4 separate regions of the Homo sapiens genome follow, and all the other regions are linked to region 1. Evidence: chromatin loops called from intact Hi-C (ENCODE). Cell type or tissue: PC-3. All regions are shown on one strand.

Region 1 (2,500 bases):
AGGCTGAGGCAGAAGGATTGCTTGAACCTGGGAAGCAGAGGTTGCAGTGAGCTGTGATCACACCACTACACTCCAGCACTCCAGCCTGGGCAACAGAGCCAGACCTTGTCTCAAAAAAAAAAAAAAAAAAAAAAAATTAGCTGGGTATGGCAGCACACACCTATAGGCCCAACTACTTGGGAGGCGGAGGCAGGAGGATCACTTGAGCCCAGGAGTTTGAGGCTGCAGTGTGATATTGCACTGCACCCCAGCCTGGGCAACAGAGCGAGACTCTGTCTCTAAAACAATAAAAATGAAAATAGAGAAAAAGCATGAGGTTCCATGGACCCATCACCCAGCTTCAAACATTAACCACATAGCCAGTCTTATTTCATCTATGCCAGTTCCACCCAATATTGTTTTGAGGCAAATATCAGATTTTATATCATTTTGTTCATAAATATTTTAGTATGCAACTAAAAGATAAGAGATATAAATGTATGTATATATATGTAGTAATATATAACTACAATACCATTATTACATAAAAAGTGCAATCAGCCCTTAATATCATCAAATCACCTAATCAGTATTTAAATTTCCAGGCTTATAAACATCATAATACTTTTTTACAATTTGTTTCAGAATCCAAATAAGGTATACACAATCTATAAATCTTAAACTTCCGGGGAATTCTAGATTGAAACAAACCCAGAACAAAACTGGATTTCTCTAACCCTGCCTTATGTTATATAAAATTACAACAGCAGGAGGGTTGGGTTTTTTCCCTTATAAAAAAGTCTTTCCAATGCTGTGTCAGTCATTAGCTAGTTACTTCCACGGGTCCCAGATTTCTGGCCTCATAACTGGAAGCATTTGGCAATTTGGCTGCAGAACGATGTTGGCATGTGAGTCATCTCCCACCGAAGTCCACCCATGTGGCAGTGTTACCCTGAAAATGCCACTGGTCCTCAACAGCTCCTTGGAGGCCTAACGAAGTGAGAGGGTTCAGGTGCCAAAGAAGCCACCAGGGGGCTCCCGAGGAACTCGATGAACTTCGGCGTTCACTGAAAAGCCAATTAGGCTGCCTTCTCACAGCGCGGCTGTTGAGCCTTGGCGCCCCACTCCCTCAGGTTGGCTTCTTCAGCAGAGGGACCAGACCTCAGGGAGATGAGGTCTCTCATCTCATCATCCTCAGGGAGATGATCCCCGTGGCTGGCTGGCAAGGCCAAGGTTAGCTGTCCGTGGCCATCAGAGTGTGTGAAACGTTCAGCCTTCCCCTCCCCACCCACATTGGTCATCTTTGCAAACGCACTGGACAGCAAAGAGCATCCTCAGATGTGGCGCATCCCACGCTAATAAGGACCTTGTAGCCTGCGGTTGTTAATACTTTAATGAGTAAGTACACAAAGAGCTTTATTATAAGCGATGGAATGGACTTAATTAATCCATAACTGTAGACAGTTAATGCATAATTATACACCTAGAAAAAACACACATCCGAGAGCCTGGATCCTAGCATCTCTGTTTGGCCTTGCGAGTCTCTCCTCATCTCTAGGTCTCATCGCTGCAAATTGAGGGGGTTGGGCTGGAAACCACTGGCTGAGGTCTCTTCCTTCTCTGTTAGTTTTTGTTGAGGCCCTATGTTGGTGCATAGGGATATCCATCTATCTAGGGCTGCTGTGACAAAGTACCAAAAACTGGGTGGCTTGAAACAACAGACATGAATTATCTCACAGTTCTGGAGGCCAGAAGTCCAAAATCGAGGTGTCCCACGGGGCCATGCTTTCTCGGGCAGCTCCAGGGCAGACTCTGTCCTTACCTCCCCCGGTTTCTGGGGTTTGCCTTGGTGTTCCTGGGTTTGCACATGACTGTCTTCTCCCTGGGTCTTCACATCGTCTTCCCTGTGTGTATGCCTGTCTCCGTGACCAAACTTCTGCTTATTATAAGGACACCAGTCATACTGGATTAGAATCTCCATCCCCAGTGACCTCGTTGGACTTCATTATCTCTATAAAGACCCTGGCTCCAAATAAGGCCACATTCTGAGGGAATGGGAGTTAGGACTTCAACAGAGCTTTTGGGGGAGGGGATACAATTCAGTCCAAAACAGGGACTATGGTGAAGAATAGGTGATATTTGAAAGGCCCTATAATGACAGACCCATGAAGTATGCATGCTAGCGGGTCATACCACTGAGGTTCTAGGATAAAGTTACAAGTCTGCAAAGACGCCATAATAACACATAAACAATTCTGTCGTGGGAAAGTGCATACTGCATGTTGTAATTTTACAGAGAAAAGTGAAGAGCATAACCCAAATGAGCTTCATAACCCAAATTACATTAAATGCACGACATTTAATCATTTCCTGTGATCATTGATACAGACAATCAAATGGAGTTTAAACCAAAAAGAAATCCAGTTTCTGTTGTTGTTGTTGTTGTTGTTTGCTAAAATGGTACAACAGAAGTTTATTATTGTGCTACTAAAAATTTAGAGAACTCTCTTACATCATAAGA
Region 2 (2,500 bases), 130 kb after region 1:
ACAGATTCTAGGGCTAAAGTTCAAATTCAGCTTCCTCTGACTCCATACTCCTCTCTCATGCTGCTATTCTAATTTTGCGTGTTTTACTTCTCAGGAACATGTTCAAAAACTCTTGTCTCTTATACAATTCTTATTTTGAAGTTCTCATTTCTCCACTTACATACATTTAGAAATTGCAAATAAAAGGAAGGCACAGCAAAAGAAACTGCTGTTAATCAGCAGTCAAGGAAAAAATAGAAGCAGACACAAAACTTCATTACCATAAGATATAGGCCAGGCATGGTGGCTCACACCTATAATCCCAGCAATCTGGGAGGCTGAGGCAGGCGGATCACAAGGTAAAGAGATCGAGACCCTCCTGGCCAACATGGAGAAACCTCATCTCTACTAAAAATACAAAAATTAGCTGGACATGGTGGCGCGTGCCTGTAATTCCAGCTACTCAGGAGGCTGAGGCAGGAGAATCGCTTGAACCAGGGAGTTGGAGGTTGCAGTGAGCCAAGATTGCGCCACTGCACTACAGCCTGGCAACAGAGCGAGACTCCATCTCAAAAAAAGGAAAAAAAAAAAAAGGCTGGGCGCGGTGGCTTATGCCTGTAATCCCAGCACTTTGGGAAGCCGAGGTGGGTGGATCACGAGGTCAGGAAATCAAAACCATCCTGGCTAACATGGTGAAACCCCGGCTCTACTAAAAATACAAAAAAATTAGCCAGGCGTGATGGTGGGCGCCTGTAGTCCCAGGTACTCAGGAGGCTGAGGCAGAAGAATGGCGAGAACCCGGGAGGCGGAGGTTGCAGTGAGCAGAGATCGCGCCACTGCACTCCAGCCTGGGTGACAGAGCGAGACTCCATCTCAAAAAAAAAAAAAAAAAAAGATATAGTAATGGACAGTCAAAATGATCTCAAATTATCCAGAAAAGATTAAGGGGTACTCAGAGTTTCCTTTTAAACAGCAGGGTACTATGCCTGCCCACACACTGGAAAACAAGAAACAAAGTGCTTACAACAGTACCCAGCACAGAGTAAATGCAGTAAATTAAACAACAATCGTGTGCCATGCTTTTTGAACTGGGATGCTGGGTATTTTTTCATACATCCATATGTTCTCTAAGAAAAACGGGTGAGAGGTTATTTTAACACTGATCATTTAAAAAAGTAATGCAAATCATTTGCATACATTTATGTTATTTGTATAACCACCTGTTAAACAAATACTGCTGGGGAATTTCACTGCCTGAGCTGGGACTATTTAGTCATTTTGGACTTATGTAAACAGAATAGAGATGGATTTAATGCCAAAAGAAACCTTTGGGTCAAATGTAGGCCAAACAGCCACAGGATGAAAGCTTTTACCTTAGTTTTAATTGGAAAAGGGGGTGAGGGAGGGTTATCTCCGGGAACACTGCAGTACAGGCCTACTGGGCCCAACAGAGCTGGTGCAGCAGCCGTCATTGCCACAGTCAGGCTGCGGGTGAGGGCTCCAGGCAGCCAGACCAGCCCTCACACTGAATCCATGCGATTAACTTATCTTTCACTGGCTTTGGAGTTTTGTTAACCACTTCTTCTACAAATTTGTTTCATTTTTATAATTTAAAATACAGTACCTATTTTTAGGCTTGCACTTAGGAAGGAAGGAAGGAAGGAAGGAAGGAAGGAAGGAAGGAAGGAAGGAAGGAAGGAAGGGAGGGAGGGAGGGAGGGAGGGAGGGAGGGGCCAGGCGCGGTGGCTCACGCCTGTAATCCCAGCACTTTGGGAGGCCAAGGTGGGCGGATCACGAGGTCAGGAGTTCGAGACCATCCTGGCTAACACGGTGAAACCCCATCTCTACTAAAAATACAAAAAATTAGCCAGGCGTGGTGGTGGGCGCCTGTAGTCCCAGCTACTCAGGAGGCTGAGGCAGGAGAATGGCTTGAACTCGGGAGGTGGAGCTTGCAGTGAGCTGAGATCGTGCCACTGCACTCCAGCCTGGGCGACACAGCGAGACTGAGGGGGGGGCGGGGGTAGAAAAAAAGAAAAGAAAAGAAAGAAGGAAGGAAGGAAGGGAAGGAGGGAAGGAGGGAGGGAGGGAGAGAGGGAGGGAGGAAAGGAAAGAAGAAAAGAGAAAAGGAAGGAAGGAGGGAAGGAAGGAAGGAAGGAAAAGGAAGGAAGAAAGATGGAAAGAAAGAAAAGAAAGAAAGAGGAAGGGAGGTGAGGGGAAGAGAGAAAAGAAAAAAGAAAAGAAACAAAGAAAAGAGAAAAGAAAAAAAGAAGAAAAAAGAAAAGAAAAGAAAATACTGGGGCTGGGTGCAGTGGCTCGCACCTGCAATCCCAGCACTTTGAGAGGACTGCTTGAGCCCAAGAATTCAAGACAAGCCTTGGCAACACGGCAAAATCCCATCTTTACAGAAAACTTAAAAATCAGCCAGGCGTGGTGGTATGCGTGTGCACCTGTGGTCCCAGCTACTAGAAAGGCTGAGGCAGGAGGATCACCTGAGCCCAGGAGGTCAAGGCTGCAGTGAGGT
Region 3 (2,500 bases), 180 kb after region 1:
AAAAGAGAGAGAAAGAAAATCACGGAAAGAGAAAACATGATTTGTAAGAGGTCTGGGGGAGAAGTACACTGAATATTCTAAATCTGAAATGCTCCAAAATCCTAAACTTTTTGAGTGCCAAATTAACACTCAAATGCTCATTTGGAACTTTCAAATTTTGGATTTTTAGATTTGAGATGTTCAACTGGTGAGTATAATGTAAATATTCCAAAATCTGGAACAAAAAAACCTAAATGCTGGTCCCAAGCATTACGGATAAGGGATACTCAGCCTGTATGAATTATATATATATATATATATATAAAATATATATATATAATATATATTATATATATATAAATTATATATATATAAATTATATATATAATTTATATATATAATTTTTTATATATATAAATTATATATATTTTATATATATATAAATTATATATATTAATTTTATATATATATAAAATATATATATATAATTTATATATATATATATATATATATATATAATTTTTTTTTTGCCTTCCTTGGAGACAGAGTTTCGCTCTTGTCGCTCAGGCTGGAGTGCAATGGTGTGATCTTGGCTCACTGCAACCTCCGCCTCCCAGGTTGAAGCGATTCTCCTGCCTCAGCCTCCCAAGTAGCTGGGGTTACAGGCGTGCGTCACCACACCCAGCTAATTTTTTGTATTTTTGTAGAGACAGGGTTTCACCATGTTGGCCAGGCTGCTCTTGACCTCCTGACCTCAGGTGATCCACCCACCTTGGCCTCCCAAAATGTTGGGATTACAGGCGTGAGCCACTGCACCCGGCCATATTTTCATTTCTGAAAAGAAAACTTACAAGAAAAATATCTGATTTTATATTTATAAAATTAGAAAACGTGACATTGTACATTCTAAGTGATTCTTTACTTTCACATGGAGTTAACGGATTTAATATTTGACTGATTTGCAGTTTGCTAAAATCACATGAAAGTTCCAAAATGTTCAATTTTCCTTTATTAATGAACTATCTAAAAGTTTTATACTGTCTGCCTATATAAAATAAAATACTCATGATGATTGTGGTTTATTATTCAACTGAGTAAATTCCTTTAAAATATATCAAGTTTTCATAATTTAGATTAGAGCATAATCCCAGAAAATCCTTAAAGATATGAAGTTCTGCTCCTTCCATTTTCTGAGAACTAGAATAGGAGAGTAGTTAGAAATAATTTATGAACGCAAAGCTCTAATCTAATAAAAAGATGTTTGGGGAGGGCTCCTTTAATTCCGCAGGAAAAGCCATTGGCATATTATTTCTGCTCCCCTCTGCCCCGGGGGACGCAGGGATAAAGCAGCTTTCACAAAGCCCGGCTGCCTCAGTCACTTCCTCAGGAAGTGGCACTGACCGCAGCTCGCCCCGACTCGGTGTGGTCTCCAGCCTTCAGATAGGCCCTAGGATTGGGAAGAGGACACTAACCACAACCAGCAATACTGCCTAGTCCTGCATGACGGTCCCTCCTGTGAGCGTGGGGGTTCTGTTTTGGTTTGTGGTTTTGTGTTAAGCCCAGGTGGAAGATGACAGGTCACACAATGATGCAGCAGACTACCCATTTTCTTTCTTCCCCTCTTCTCCCACCAGACCACCCAACTGACCCCAAACACATGAGAGGCAGAGGGCTGCATCACCCCGGAAATAAATATGCATCGAACAATAACCAAATTAAGCAACTCCAGCCAATTCACATGACCAGTGTTTTCCTTTTCTTGCTCAAAAGTCAAAAACAGAATTGTGCTGACTTGCTGTGAGCGTGAAGGTTCTTGAACAGTGGAATATCTACTTACTGAATATATAAAGCCTCCAAAAATACCTGCCCCATGTTTCTCTTCAGAAAACAAAATGTACATTTAAAGGGCAAGACTGCCCTCAGGTTAGCATTTCAAAACCGTGGTTCTGCACAGAAAAATTCAAACACAGAAGAGTTTACTAAATACCAAACCACTGCAGGAGACCAGAAGGCCTGGGTTCTGCCCAGGGCCCCTCGGGCCCCTACGCAACTGTGTTGCGGAATAAGCCACCTAACAAAGCTATCAGAACTCCATCATCTGCCTGTGTTCCCTCAGGGTGTTCTTCATTTCACCGCCAGAAAAGCCTTAGGAACCAGGTAATTTACCAGAGCTGACCATCCCTGCAGGTATCTGGTAAAGGACAAGTGAAAATGAGCTCTGGGCAGGGCTTGCCCAGGAACCTACTGAGATTACAAGCTAATGAAAGAACATCTCCAACTAAGGAGATTACTACAGGATAGTCTCTCTCTAATAGCATACCCACAACCAATAAATTCTAAAAATCCATATAGAAAAAAACCTACTCTTCCCCTAGTTATTCCTGAAGAAAAATGGGCAAGGCCTCTATGTGCTATATCTGGATGACATGTCATTGATCTCAGGGCATAGAGGCAATGTTTTAAACCACAGAAATAAAATCTCCCAAATTGAGGATCACATGTACAAAAACGTTTGGTGCAC
Region 4 (2,500 bases), 77 kb after region 1:
CCTGGCCTATTATAAATACTCAAGAAATACTACGTATTGTCCTTATATTCTAAATGCCCACTTACATACCTGGCAGATAATGTATATACCAGATATCCTGATAATGTATCTACAAGGGGACATTACAGTATCTGACCTTTTGTAGACCCTTAATAAACAGTAGGTACTGTGGCAATTTAGGATTTTTTTGTTATTGGCTTAAAGAAAAAAACATTAAGGCACACAAGCTGAAATAGTTAACACACTCTCAGGTAAATAGTTCCCTGAAAAAAAATAAAACAGATAATTTTGATCCAAGTTACAAAGGGGCAGCTTTAAAACAAATAATTTTCTAGTAGTCAAAACTAACTCAAAGATGAACTGGGGCTCTTTCAAATGACATCACGGTCTCCAGCCTTGGAGGTGCTCAGCTGTTTGTTGACCACGCATGAAGGCATTAGAGAGATTCAAGCCTTGTACAAATTACCTCTCAGGTCTCTAACTTTGAAATCCTCTGCATCTACCTTCAAAAGTATTTTCAGCCGGGCACAGTGGCTCATGCCTCTAATCCCAGCACTCTGGGAGGCCGAAGCAAGCAGATTTCTTTGAGCTCAGGAGTTCAAGACCAGCCTGGGCAACATGGCGAAACCCCATCTCTACAAAAAACAAACAAAAATACAAAAAGGATTTTTTTTTTTTACCATTAATGTGTTGGTTATTATTAAACACCTCTGAAAGTGTTGTCTAATTGAAGTAGACAATGAAATTTCCATGTAAAAATGAAAGCATCCAACTTGGAATATGTAGATAAATCAACAACTTGTAGGAAGAAGGAAACCGAATTTGGTGCCAGAAACCAGGGTTTAAGTCCTGGCTCTTACAGAAGCAGGTTCAATTTCCCTATCTGTAAAATTATGAACTCAGCCTACTTCACACAGTTGCATTGTAGTATGAACTTAAAGCTCATGATACAGAAACATTTATAGAATCCCGAGTCCTAAATAAATGTTTGTTAGCATTAGAGCTCCCACTGCCAAGTTGCTTTTTGGGTTTTGTTTTGCTTAACCATCTTTCTACCTTAGAAAAGGGTGAGAGAGGGGATTGAAAAAACTAGAGGTTTAGATAATTTGAATGCAGTCTGCTGGTTTCAAATCCACAGTTTGAATCAATGGTGGAAAGAAGATTCAGAGGGGAAAAAAAAAAACAACTTTTAAAAATACAAATAAAACAATATAGTGTAACAAGTTCTTATATCGTATTAGGTGTTGTACGTACTGTAGAGATGATTTAAAGTATAGAGGGGAATGTAGATTATATGCAAATACTAGACCATTTTATATCCAGGAATATCAGTGGATTTTGGTATCCACAGGAAGTGGTTCTGGAACTTTTCCACTGCCAATACCAAGGGAAGTCTGTATGAATGATTAAACAGAAAAATCTCTGAAACTTGGATTTATTCCCGGGTTAGTTGCTGATGTCATGTAGTCACTGAAAGTAAGAATGACATTGCTTTTAGAATTCAGCATTAAATACTTCATCTTTTTTCAAGTGGAGAAAAAATATAATGAGCAGAACCCACCTCCACATTTTAATCATTAGGAATAAAAACCACTTACGATGGTTTAAAAATACTACCTAAATAAAAAAGAAAAAGAGGATCTTACTTCTGGGTAATTAATAGCTCAAGATCCTTCTGTTTGTCCCAACCCCTAAGAAAAAAAAAATTATGACTAATCAAGGCTCAAGGAAGCTCAGTCATTTTACAAAAATATTTTAGGTACCTGTTTTGTTTTTTGTTTTTTGTTTTTTGCAAGCAGTTTGCTGGGCATAAAAATAGGACATGAAAATAAATAATGCCTTCGTTTCCTGAAAGCAGGCCTCTAACGTTTCCGGAAGCAGCAGCAATCAACCGGCTGGTGCTATTATTTATGACACGGTCACTTTATTCAAGTAACTATTAAAAAGGAAAGGGCATTCGGGCTCCCATCACTTGGCAATGGGTTTGAGAAAACAAGGATCAGTTTTGACTGTCCAGAATAAGGATCAAAGGGGAAAATATAACTAATACCCACTGCTCTCAGGCCGCAAAAGGAAGAATGCCTCTTGCAATGAGAGGAAATGGCAGTTTCAGATTAGAAAGCAAGCAGAGAGTTCATGGAAAATCTTAGAACATTCTTCCAGGGGATGGCAGACACTTAGCACATAAGCATATCATGTCAGGCAGTGATAAGTGCCAGGGAGAAAAATAATGGGAAGCGGAGATGGAGAGTGGCAAAGCAGGTGTGTGCTCAGTGGGGTGGGCACATTTCAGTAAGGGAATTGGGGAAGGCTCTCCAGGCGGGGGACTTCTGCATGGACCGGATGTGAAACATGTGAAAAACCCTCATGAGAACTGGGGAAAGAGCATTCCACGAGAAGGAAGAGCATGTGCCAAGGTCCTGTAACAGGAATATGAATCGTGGATAGGAACGAAAAGGAGTGACATGGGAGTAGGGGGAAGTGATAGGAGGTGAGGTTA

The links. A loop is a pair of places that touch in the nucleus more often than their neighbours do. Peaks named below come from ENCODE experiments on the same cell type or tissue, not always from the same donor. Only the 100,000 strongest peaks of a DNase experiment are listed, where the experiment ranks them.
Region 2: it touches region 1 in a loop (5-fold over the local background); 6 of 110 quality-filtered maps call a loop at or near these places.
Region 3: it touches region 1 in a loop (3-fold over the local background); 7 of 110 quality-filtered maps call a loop at or near these places.
Region 4: it touches region 1 in a loop (7-fold over the local background); 7 of 110 quality-filtered maps call a loop at or near these places.

What each region holds. Positions count from the first base shown.
Region 1 is chr18:59,069,128-59,071,627 of GRCh38, reverse strand. It overlaps the pseudogene OACYLP. Among named protein-coding and RNA genes, the nearest start is that of SEC11C, 70 kb to the left of the region's middle. In PC-3, a CTCF peak has its summit at 990 (motif pointing right); a DNase peak (open chromatin) is centred at 997.
Region 2 is chr18:58,941,532-58,944,031 of GRCh38, reverse strand. The region is part of intron 5 of ZNF532 (zinc finger protein 532); the gene reads right to left. Among named protein-coding and RNA genes, the nearest start is that of ZNF532, 78 kb to the right of the region's middle. In PC-3, no CTCF peak of the experiment used is centred here; a DNase peak (open chromatin) is centred at 1,261; H3K27ac peaks cover 715 bases.
Region 3 is chr18:58,886,695-58,889,194 of GRCh38, reverse strand. All of the region lies in intron 2 of ZNF532 (zinc finger protein 532), which reads right to left. Among named protein-coding and RNA genes, the nearest start is that of ZNF532, 23 kb to the right of the region's middle. In PC-3, no CTCF peak of the experiment used is centred here; a DNase peak (open chromatin) is centred at 1,424; H3K4me3 peaks cover 829 bases; H3K27ac peaks cover 1,710 bases.
Region 4 is chr18:58,992,366-58,994,865 of GRCh38, reverse strand. No RefSeq gene overlaps it. Among named protein-coding and RNA genes, the nearest start is that of ZNF532, 130 kb to the right of the region's middle. In PC-3, no CTCF peak of the experiment used is centred here; a DNase peak (open chromatin) is centred at 1,425; H3K4me3 peaks cover 712 bases; H3K27ac peaks cover 1,855 bases.